Linked DNA regions of Homo sapiens: regions 1 and 2 are each linked to region 3. A link is a contact called in ENCODE Hi-C or POLR2A ChIA-PET data. All regions are on one chromosome and are shown on one strand. Each heading gives the region's core, a stretch centred on a gene start or an enhancer-like site at or near the end of the contact. The rest is flanking DNA. Distances are from core to core; before and after follow the strand shown. Region 1 holds the start of MTMR3 (myotubularin related protein 3). Region 2 overlaps MTMR3 (myotubularin related protein 3). Region 3 overlaps ASCC2 (activating signal cointegrator 1 complex subunit 2).

Evidence for each region. A loop is a pair of places that touch in the nucleus more often than their neighbours do. ChIA-PET counts read pairs that join two places held with the same protein, here RNA polymerase II (POLR2A). Pooled maps may share reads with other maps.
Region 1: a loop to region 3 is called in a pooled map, with 3 times the contacts of the local background. The contact joins the promoter of MTMR3 here to the enhancer-like site in region 3. A Hi-C loop is called at or near these places in 1 of 37 single-sample maps with no recorded cell type and 5 of 50 pooled maps. POLR2A ChIA-PET finds 5 or more read pairs at or near these places in 7 of 52 experiments (AG04450, BJ, HepG2 and 4 more).
Region 2: a pooled map shows a loop between it and region 3 (2.5-fold over the local background). The contact joins two enhancer-like sites. A Hi-C loop is called at or near these places in 1 of 50 pooled maps. POLR2A ChIA-PET finds 5 or more read pairs at or near these places in 2 of 52 experiments (SK-N-SH and T-cell).

What each region holds. Positions count from the first base shown.
Region 1 is chr22:29,881,625-29,884,724 of GRCh38, forward strand. It overlaps MTMR3 (myotubularin related protein 3), which reads left to right and starts at 1,550. Exons shown (of 20, transcript NM_021090.4): 1 at 1,550-1,735. RefSeq lists an enhancer at 1,356-1,650 and silencers at 1,363-1,532, 1,593-2,092.
Region 2 is chr22:29,906,506-29,909,908 of GRCh38, forward strand. The region is part of intron 1 of MTMR3 (myotubularin related protein 3); the gene reads left to right. Among named protein-coding and RNA genes, the nearest start is that of MTMR3, 25 kb to the left of the region's middle. RefSeq lists enhancers at 211-712, 713-1,212. Within about 2 kb of position 1,411, at least 17 of the 41 ENCODE cell types and tissues checked have a DNase peak (open chromatin) inside an H3K27ac peak, as active enhancers do.
Region 3 is chr22:29,797,441-29,800,728 of GRCh38, forward strand. The region is part of intron 15 of ASCC2 (activating signal cointegrator 1 complex subunit 2); the gene reads right to left. Among named protein-coding and RNA genes, the nearest start is that of UQCR10, 32 kb to the left of the region's middle. RefSeq lists enhancers at 1,249-1,749, 1,750-2,250, 3,142-3,288. Within about 2 kb of position 1,936, at least 31 of the 41 ENCODE cell types and tissues checked have a DNase peak (open chromatin) inside an H3K27ac peak, as active enhancers do; they include PC-9, where a contact is called at or near this core.

The DNA.
Region 1 (3,100 bases), core at 300-2,799, 84 kb after region 3:
GATGAGTTGTATGAATAAATGTTAGCTGTTAGTTTAGTTTCGTTTTTTTGAGACGGAGTCTTGCTCTGTCGCCCAGGCTGGAGTGCGGTGGCGCAGTCTCAGCTCACTGCAACCTCCGCCTCCCGGGTTCAAGTTATTCTCCTGCCTCAGCCTCCCAAGTAGCTGGGATTACAGGCGCCCGCCACCATGCCCAGCTAACTTTTGTATTTTTAGTAGATCCGGGGTTTCACCAAGTTGGCCAGGCTGGTATCGAACACCTGAGTTCAGGTGATCCACTCACCTTGGCCTCCCAAAGTGCTGGGATTACAGGCGTGAGCCCCCGCGCCCAGCCAGCTGTTAGTTAATCAAGAAATTCGACTGCCTACTACTTAACCTGCACAGTTCTAGGTGCTGGGGAAACAGTGACGAACAAGACAAGATCCTTATCTTCAAGTAGCTTTTACATTTTAGTGGAGTAAAATGACAGTAAACATTGAAAATAAATTTCAGAAAGTGCTGTGGAAAAACTTTACAACAGACGCAGGAATAGATTTCATTTGACTAGTTCTCCCAGTTTCCAGAAAAGTCAAGGGTAGAATGTTAAAAGGCAACTCAGAGGAGGTGAATCTGTTAGGGCCTACGGTAATGCAATCCTGGTTTGTGGAATTCTGCAGGCTAGTGTGGGTAGGTTACAATTTTTTGGGGGAGTTGTTTTTTACTTTGTTTGAAAACTCACTTCTTCCCGCTGAGCTTTTGATTAGGAGCTGAAGTTGAATCAGTTTGAAATTGTATTCTGGACCGGATGCGGTGGTTCATGCCTGTAATCCCAGCGCTTTGGGAGGCCGAGGTGGGTGGATTGCTTCAGCCCAGGAGTTTGAGATCAGCCTGGACAAAATGGCAGAAACCTCATCTCTACAAAAAATACAAAATTTAGCCGGGCATGATGTTGTGAGTCTGTAGTCTCAGCTACTCAGGAGGCTGAGGTGTGAGGATCGCTTGAGCCCGGGAGGCAGAGGTTGCAGTGAGCCGAGATGCCACTGCACTCCAGCCTGGGCGACAGAGCCAGACTCTGTCTCAAAAAAAAAAAAAAAAAAAAAAAAAAGAAAAGAAAAGAAAAGAAATTGTATTCTGAATACAACTTCTAAAACACTATATTTACTTGCATTATATTAAACTGGTTTTATCCTGACCACAATTGCAGGTGGAAGATACCACTATTGTTCTATTTTTCTGGTAAGTAGAGTGAGCCATGTCTTGCCCAGGGTTACAGAGCTTGGAAAAGACGCCTCCTAAAAATCTGTAGGACCACCTTTGGTTTTCTTCCAGATTTTTTTTTGTCATCTCTTTTCCTCCACCCATTTCCCATCTGTCTAGCCATTCTTGCTCCGCTGGGCTTTTTCGCGAGCCTCTCCCCAGCTGCAGCCCCGCCCATCTCCTGGGGCGTGACCACCTGTCCAGGCCCCGCCCCCGTCCAACCGGCGGAGACCCGCCCCCTTTCCCGGACACCGGGCTCAGCGCCCGAGCGTGCGCGCGCGTCCTCGCTCGTCGCCCGGCTCGGCGTCGGGAGCGCGCTCTGTGTGGCCGCTGCCGCCATGTTGTTGTGGTTGTGAGAAGGCGGCGGCGGCGGCGGAGTAGCAGCCGGACGAGACGTCCCAGCGGCTCAGGCGCTGCCCAGCGCCGGCCCTGGCAGGGAGCCTGGTGGGGTGGCGGAGGGGGAGACTGTGCCGTGGAGGGCCTCGCCATGTCCTGCTGCCCGGTAAGAACCCCATCCCCGTCCTCCGTCTCCTCGGCGGGTGAGGAAGAGCTGGAGGAGGGGCCGGCCTCGGCCCCGGCCCTGGCCAGGCGGCTGTCACCCTCTGAGGAGGCAGCGCCCTGGGAGGGCTGGGGACTGCGTGCGGGGCCCGGGGAGGGGCGTCCCCGGCGGCTGTCGCCGCCAGGGGGAGGCGCTGGGTGTGGGAGTGGGAATGGGAGCTCGGCGGCCGAGCTCGGCCCGGACCCTAGATGCGGGGGAGGCGGGGTCCCGGGCTCGGGCTGCCTTCCCAGACCTGGCGGGGATGGGCCCGTGCGGCTCTGGGTGTGGGACGTACCCTCGGAGCGCCCGGAGTTATTCCCACGAACTCCCGGGAGGTGGGTGTGCGCCCTTCGCCCCCTGCCGGGTCTGTGGCGGTCCATCGTTGCCGGATACTGGAGGTCAGGGGCCATGGGAGCCCCGGGGCGAACGGTGCGGGCCTGGGCCTTGTGGAAAGGAGGAGTGACCGCCCGATCGTGCAGCAGGGCATCCCCCTGACCTGGTAGTACTTAGGTGGGTAGGATGATTGGGGGCGGTTGGCGTAACTGAGGGAACCCTGGTCAGACTGCTCCGCAAATGATTACAGTGTTATTTCTCCGGTAGTAATTTTGCTTGATGTATGGCATTTCCGGACCCATAAGATGATACTGTAGGTTGTATTTTGGACTGGAAAACTTATGTCAAAATTATGGGGTAGATTTTTTGGCCACATTAATAGACTCCCCTGGAATTTGATAATCTCACTTGTGAGTTTTGGACATGGACTGCTATTACATATTGATGTTCAAATGTCCTTTCCAGACCCAGGCCTAAATTCTTACTGTTGTAGTATCTTGATTCTGACATCTATTTTTCCACAACCCAAACAAACAAAACAAAACAAAACAAAACCCCAAAACCATATACTTTTCTAGTTAAGGTTCAACTTTCTCATATGTGAATGGTAATGCCATAAGAGGCCTGGGTTGAATTACAGGAGATTATTATTATTTTTTTCAATGTGAAATGTTTGTGATTTGTCCATGGAGAGGTGGTGGGGACCTTCCCCTTTCAGATTCAGGGCTGTTCAGTAGGACAGGAGACATTGATGGCATGCAGAAAGTCTTCCCTTTATAGGGCCTATGACTTGGGTAGGCTAGAAGAGCTTACAGAATGACACTTTTTTTTTTTTTTTTTTTTTTTTTTTTTAAGACAGAATCTCTCTCTCCCGCCCAGGCCGGAGTGCAGTAGTGCGATCTCTGCTCACTGCAACCTCCGCCTGCCAGGTTCTAGCAATCCTCCCACCTCAGCCTCCCAAGTAGCTGGGATTACAAGTGTGCGCCACCACGGCTG
Region 2 (3,403 bases), core at 161-2,660, 110 kb after region 3:
TTGTATTTTTAATAGAGACGGAGTTTCACCATGTTGGCCAGGCTGGTCTCCAACTCCTGACCTCAAGTGTTCCATCTCCCTCGGCCTCCCGAAGTGCTGGGATTATAGGGATGAACCACCGTGCCTGGCCTGTCTCACTTTTTATACCCCGAAAGCATTATTACTATCCATTACTTTATTCAGAGCTAGGAGCTTTTTCATTCCTGTACTGTGGAACTACTTGAGTTGCCCTATATCTACTCCCCCTTTCCCCATTCTGAACATTGTTTCACCTTATAAAAATTAAAAATTTGGCTGGTGTGGTGGCTCATGCCTGTATCCCAGCACTTTGGGAGACAGAGGCAGATGGATCACTTGAGGCCAGGAGTTCGAGACCAGCCTGGCCAACATGGTGAAACCCCGTCTCTACTAAAAACACAAAAATTAGCCGGGCATGGTGGCGTGCATCTGTAATCCCAGCTACTCGGGAGGCCGAGGCAGGAGAATTGCTTAAACCAGGAGACGGAGGTTGCAGTGAGCTGAGATTGCGCCACTGCACTCCAGCCCAGGTGACAGAGTGAGACTCGGTCTCAAACAAACAAAATCCAAAAACATCCTAAAAATTACAAAATTTGGCCAGGCGTGATGGGTCACACCTGTAATCCCAGCACTTTGGGAGGCCAAGGCGGGTGGATCACGAGGTCAGGAGATCGAGACCATCCTGGCTAACAGAATGAAACCCCGTCCCTACTAAAAAAATACAAAAAATTAGCCGGGCGTCGTCGTGGGCGCCTGTAGTCCCAGCTACTTGGGAGGCTGAGGCAGGAGAATGGTGTGAACCCGGGAGGCAGAGCTTGCAGTGAGCCGAGATAGCACCACTGCACTCCAGCTGGGTGACAGAGCAAGACTCTGTCTTAAAAAAAAAAATTACAAACTTTTTTATTGATGGGTTCCTCTAAAACCCATTACTAAAGCTACTTACTAAAGAGTAGATGTTTTCCCCCTTCACCGATAGTTGATGGACCGTCAGAGAATCCTTGAGTATCTCAAGCTTTTACTTAACTTCAGAGTTCTTACCTGAGACAGAAAAGTTGAGTTTTCTTTCCTCAAGGGCATAAAAAATTTTAAATGTACCCATTTGCATAAAATCTACTCAAAGAAAATTATCAAGTGATTTTACAGGATATTTTTGGATGCTTGCACATAAGAGAATCTTTTAACAAAACTGCTTAACCTCCTTTGTATTATTCATTCCCTCTCTTACTAAAACAAGTGAATGGCTTGCTTGGATGTGTATCTGTATCTTTTTTTTTGATACACACTTTGAAGGAGTCTTCTGAAATGCAGTGTTTTGGCCACCATTCCAGCTCTACAGGAATATGGTTTCATGATAAAGCCAACAAAGAGCACACTGGCAGCAGTCCAGCAGCTGACTCACCAAGGAGTAATGATAGACACTTTGAAAGGAGTGACCTGTCTCAGGATCTCACATTTCAAAGCTTCGTGCTATGATTACATTGGTAGAAGGCAGCCAAGAAATCTAGATGAGATCTTGCTTGTACCTCCTAAGAGTAATGGTATATAGGTAGGAAGGACTTCCACAGTCGGATGCAAGTAAGATTTTTTTTCCTAACAACCTTGTAAAACCTGGGGGTGGGAAACAAGTTGAGGATTCAGAATGGGAGTAACCGTGGTGGAAGCTTTCCTTCTACGGACCTGGATGAGAACAGCCTTATAGTGACTGAGGGTAACTCAAGAAGCTCAATGCCATATTAGTTTTCTAGAGCTAAGGGAATATACATAGTTTAGTAGTAAGCACAAGTATCGTGTTCATGTCAGACACTGTAGCTACTGCTTCCTGCTAGAACAGACCAGAAGAAACCAAAGCAAGACCAGAATCATTTCAGTTTTGAGGAACAGACCCTTTCCTTACTAGCATTGCACACTTTAGGAGTAAAAATAGAATGAAAGTGGATTTGCTTCAGTACTCTGAAATAGTTAACTGTTGATTGTTTTGGTGGATTAGAGTGATTGCAGCTCTGTTTCTAAATTGAATTTCATGGCTATACGTTGTTCTAGGTGGCAAATTAATCTTTTATCAGTACCACAAATTGATTGTTGGCCCTTTGCGGAAATAGCAGGAATATGTCTTTTTCATTTTGTTGAAGGGTAGCTCAGAGATAAAACATTTACATAATCTGAAAATATTTTTCAGAGATAAGACTAAGTGACTGTGTATACCACAGTGATAGATTGATCCACTTTGATTATTGTAGAACTTTCTATTTCTCAGTAAAAAGTGCTAAACATGGTAAAATTATGAAGGATTGCTTTTAGCTATTTGCTGTATTCTTTAAAGCATATTTAGGAATAAAAAGTTAATTTCCAAAGTGCTGTCATTTATTTAATACATGTTTTCTCCAGAATGTGCTTCCCAAAAGTTAAGAGTGCTTTTATTTATTTAAGAAATATGTTAATTTTTCTTTTCTTTTCTTTTCTTTTTTTTTTTTTGAGACAAATTCTCACTCTGTTGCCCAGGCTGGAGTGCAGTGGCACAGTCTACTGCAGCCTCGACCTTCCAGGCTCCCACGACCTTCCCAGGCCCAAGCCATCCTCCCAATTTAGCCTCCACCATGCTCAGCTGAGTTTTTATTTCTTGTAGAGACTGAGTATTGCCGTATTGCCCAGACTAGTCTCAAACTCCTGGGCTTACTGTGCCTGGCCCACAAGAAATATGTTACTTTTTTTGAGATTTTTGTATAATTTGAGAACACAGATTATTTGCCCTACTCCCCCAACCCCCAGTGATACAGACCTGGTTTCATTGCACTGAGAGAAAAAAATTAGTTTCTTAATTTACGTTGCGTTTCTGCCTTTTTGAGATTGAGTGCTTTGACTTTTCTCTTGTTTTTGTATTTGCTGTATATGTGTTGTTCCTACTTAATTTCTTATATGGTTTAAACTTGCATCTGTAAATTATTTATTAGCTAGCTTTATGACTTGGGCAAGTTACCTTATCTCTCTGCTCCTTAGTTTCCCTCTTTATAAAATGAGGATAATAATATTACCTACTTTGTAGAGTTGAGTAAGATTAATGACTAATAAATGGTGAAGCACTTAAAAGAGGGCTCTATACATGTTGGCTGTTAAAATTATAAGCGAGGACCTGGACTTCTCCCCTCCATTAATTGTAACTCTTCATTTTTATAATTTTTTCATAAATAGTATGTCTCTCAGCATATAACAGAACTTTGTATTAAGGAATAATAAATATCACCATATATGTAATTCTTTATTATAAACATAAATTTGCTTCTTGTTAAAAACAGAGTATCATTTTCTTGCCTCAGATCGAGCTTGAAAGAAATTAGTAGAAAGTGGGCCCTTTTGGCCGGGTGCGGTGGCTCACGCCTGTAATCCCAGC
Region 3 (3,288 bases), core at 686-3,185:
GAGCAACCCTCTTAAGGTCACACAGCTACTAAGAGCAAAGCCAGGGCCAGACACAGGTCTCCTGATTCAGGTCTGCTTTGCCACTTCCTGGGCTGTGTGACCACAGGCAAGTCCCTTAACCTCGCTAAGTCTCAGTTCCTTCTCTTGGCACCCACTTCCCAGGGCTGATGTGAGAAAGAAATGACATGTCGAAGCAGATCCAGCACTTTCTGGGCTCAACAAAGTGAATCCTGTTTCTTTTACTACAGGACTTTTCAGAGCCTTAATGTGCTCTGCGACTCCCCAAAAGGCAGACCAAGGGCACAGACACTTAAAATAAAATTTTAATTATTATTATTTTTTGAGACAGGGTTTCACTCTTGTTGCCCAGGATGGCGTGCAATGGTGTGATCCTGGCTCACTGCAACCTCCACCTCCCAGGTTCAAATGATTCTCCTGCCTCAGCCTCCCGAGTAACTGAGATTACAGATGCCTGCCACCATGCCCAGCTAGTTTTTTGTATTTTTAGTAGAGATGGGGTTTCACCATGTTGGCCAGGTTGGTTTTGAACTCCTGACCTCAGGTGATCCACCCACCTTGGCCTCCCAAAGTGCAGGGATTACAGCCACCACGCCCAGCCGGCACAGATATTTTTAGAACACATGTTGTCTTCCAGGGCACCATGGAATGGTCCAAAGGGATTAGGGGACCCTGCCTCTTGCCCACTGACTCCTTCACTGGCTATGATATACCTGTAGCACATGTATTGATGTCTCCACAACAGCCATGCTGCACCTCACCCATTCTCCAAACAGACCCTACATTTTCTTTAGGTCTTTCTACCTTTCCGTTTCACCCTGGAGCTCCAGGCCTGCACCCTGTGAGTTGGTTTTCCTGATGAGATATGAGGGGTATTGGAGACTTCTGGGAAAGGTATCCTAGGCTCTAGGAGAGACACAGGAAGACCTGGTCTGGACTATCTCCTGGCACTGTCATGTCTGGAAGCCATAGTAGAAACAGCTGCAGCCCCTCTGCAGCCTCAAAGGAAGTAGCCTGACCACGAAGTGAGGCCCCAAGAGACTGGAAAGATACATTCTGGATGATAGGTCAACCAAGCCTAGACGGCCCTACCTTACACCGCCTTGTCATGCAAGGGAACAGATTTCCTTACTACTTAAGCACTGAGTACAGCCTATCTGATTCAACAACGAACACATTTTAACTCCACTACCATCTGCAGCGTCCTACCTAATTTCTCATGGGATTAGGACATGTGTCCCTGCCGAAGTTCCTGTGTACCCCACCCCAGCACCTCCCACTCTGTCCTTACTTGTTTAATGGTCTTTCTTATGATCATTTGAGGGCAAGGCCGGGTATCCAGCTCACCCTGTTTCCCTGGTGTCTAGCATAGGATCTGGTGCTACTAAATCTCTTAATAAATATTTGCTGAATGAATAAATAATGAACACATGAATGGAGGCTTTGCCTCTTTGCAATCTGCAGCCCCTGGGCTACCCAGCACAGTGAGTCTCTCTGCGTGCCAGCCCAGAGGGCCCCAGGAACAAGGGCACAGTGTTCCAGAAACCTGGCCACCTCAATGCCAGCCACTCTGCTGACCCTGACAGCTGGGACCAGCCCCTTGGCAAATGCTCGTAGGTGACTTATGACCTAGGTGGGGTGAGATGAGACTTTACAATACCATGGGCCCTGGACAAAACCACAGATCAAGGTGAAAGGCCATATCCAGAGATGGCTAATCTCTGTGGGGAACTTACCAATCAGGCTTCCTGGATTGGAGCAGGGGGCCAGGCTTCTCGCCAGCCTGGAGGACCCCTTGTCTGCCCCTTGCCCACCGCTGGAGCTACAGAGGGCCATGCTGGCCTGGAATAGCGGCCACTGATCCAGGATAACATCTTTGGCCTGGGATCTGGGGGTGTTGCAATGTGTATGACTAAGCAGTTTGCAAGTGCTTCCTGTCCAGCCAGCCAGACGGCTTTGTAGTTGCCCTGCGCCAGTTCCCCAAGCCCTCAGCCAGCCAAGCTTTTAGCAGTGGACAGCCCTAGGGAGGGGTAACAGCACAGGGCCCTAACTGAAGAAGCAGCTGGCATTTCCGCCACTGGGGCTCCTACCACAGGAACAAGGCTGGCTGGTCTCCTCCCTCTCTGAACCTCACGGTCCCCATTCACGTGATGGTGAAAGAGCAGCCTGTACTTGTAAAGAAGTCCCCTGATTTCTAGATTCCATGCAGAACTTTGGGGGACTAGAATACATCTTATTTTGCTGTTCTCTACTTGGATGTTGTACTCTTTACCATGACATCCAACTCTCTGTCCCTCTGATGGGTCATCATTCCAACGCTGGGTGAACTCTCTTATTTTTTTTTCTTGAGACAGGTTCTTACTGTGTCACCCAGGCTGGAGTACAGTGGCACGATCACAGCTCATTGCAGCCTTGACCTCCTGGGCTTAAGTGATCTTACTGCCTCAGCCTCCAGAGTAGCTGGAACTATAGGCGTGTGCCAGCACACCCGGCTAATTTTTGTATTTTTTGTATATATGGGGTTTCGCTATGTTGCCCAGGCTGGTCTCGAACTCCTGGACTCAAGTGATCCACCTGCCTTGGCCTCCCAAAGTGCTGGGACTAGGCATGAGCCGCTGCACCCAGCCCTGATCTTTTCAAAACATAAAATATGCTGGCTTTGTCGGTTCATGGGACCCTTTGCTGTGCTCACTATGGCCTCGGGACCACTGTCCCTGTTGCTCTGCTTGGGAAGCTTCTCCTTCCCTCCTTTGCAGAAGTGACCCCTCCTCACCCTTTAGCTCTCGGTCCCATGTCATGTTCTCAGAGGAGCCTTCTTGACTGGGGTGAAGCCCTACCAAAGGCTCAGAATTCTGTGCACCTCCAGCTTGTAGTATTTGTTATACCTGCAATTTGATGTTGCTTGTTTGATGAGTTGATTAATGCAAACTCCACGTGGGCAGGGGCCGTGTCTGTTTCACTCCCCACTATATCCCCAGAACCTAATTAATCCAGAGCCTAGAATGCTGTAAGTATTAGACAAATATTTGTTGAATAAATGGATAAATCATGAACGGAATTTTCAATGCCAAAAAAGTAGGAAGGACATAAACTAAAAATAAATAGAAAGGCCTTAAAGTGGAATATGTTCACCTTCTGAAAAGCTCATTCAAAGTCCTTAATTTTCTCACAGCCTGGGGAAAATCAGGTCAAAGAGTGGTTTCTGGGAAGCACTGTCCACCAGTGATTTGATGGTTAACACATTAAAAGATGTAAGAAGAAGGGAAGAGG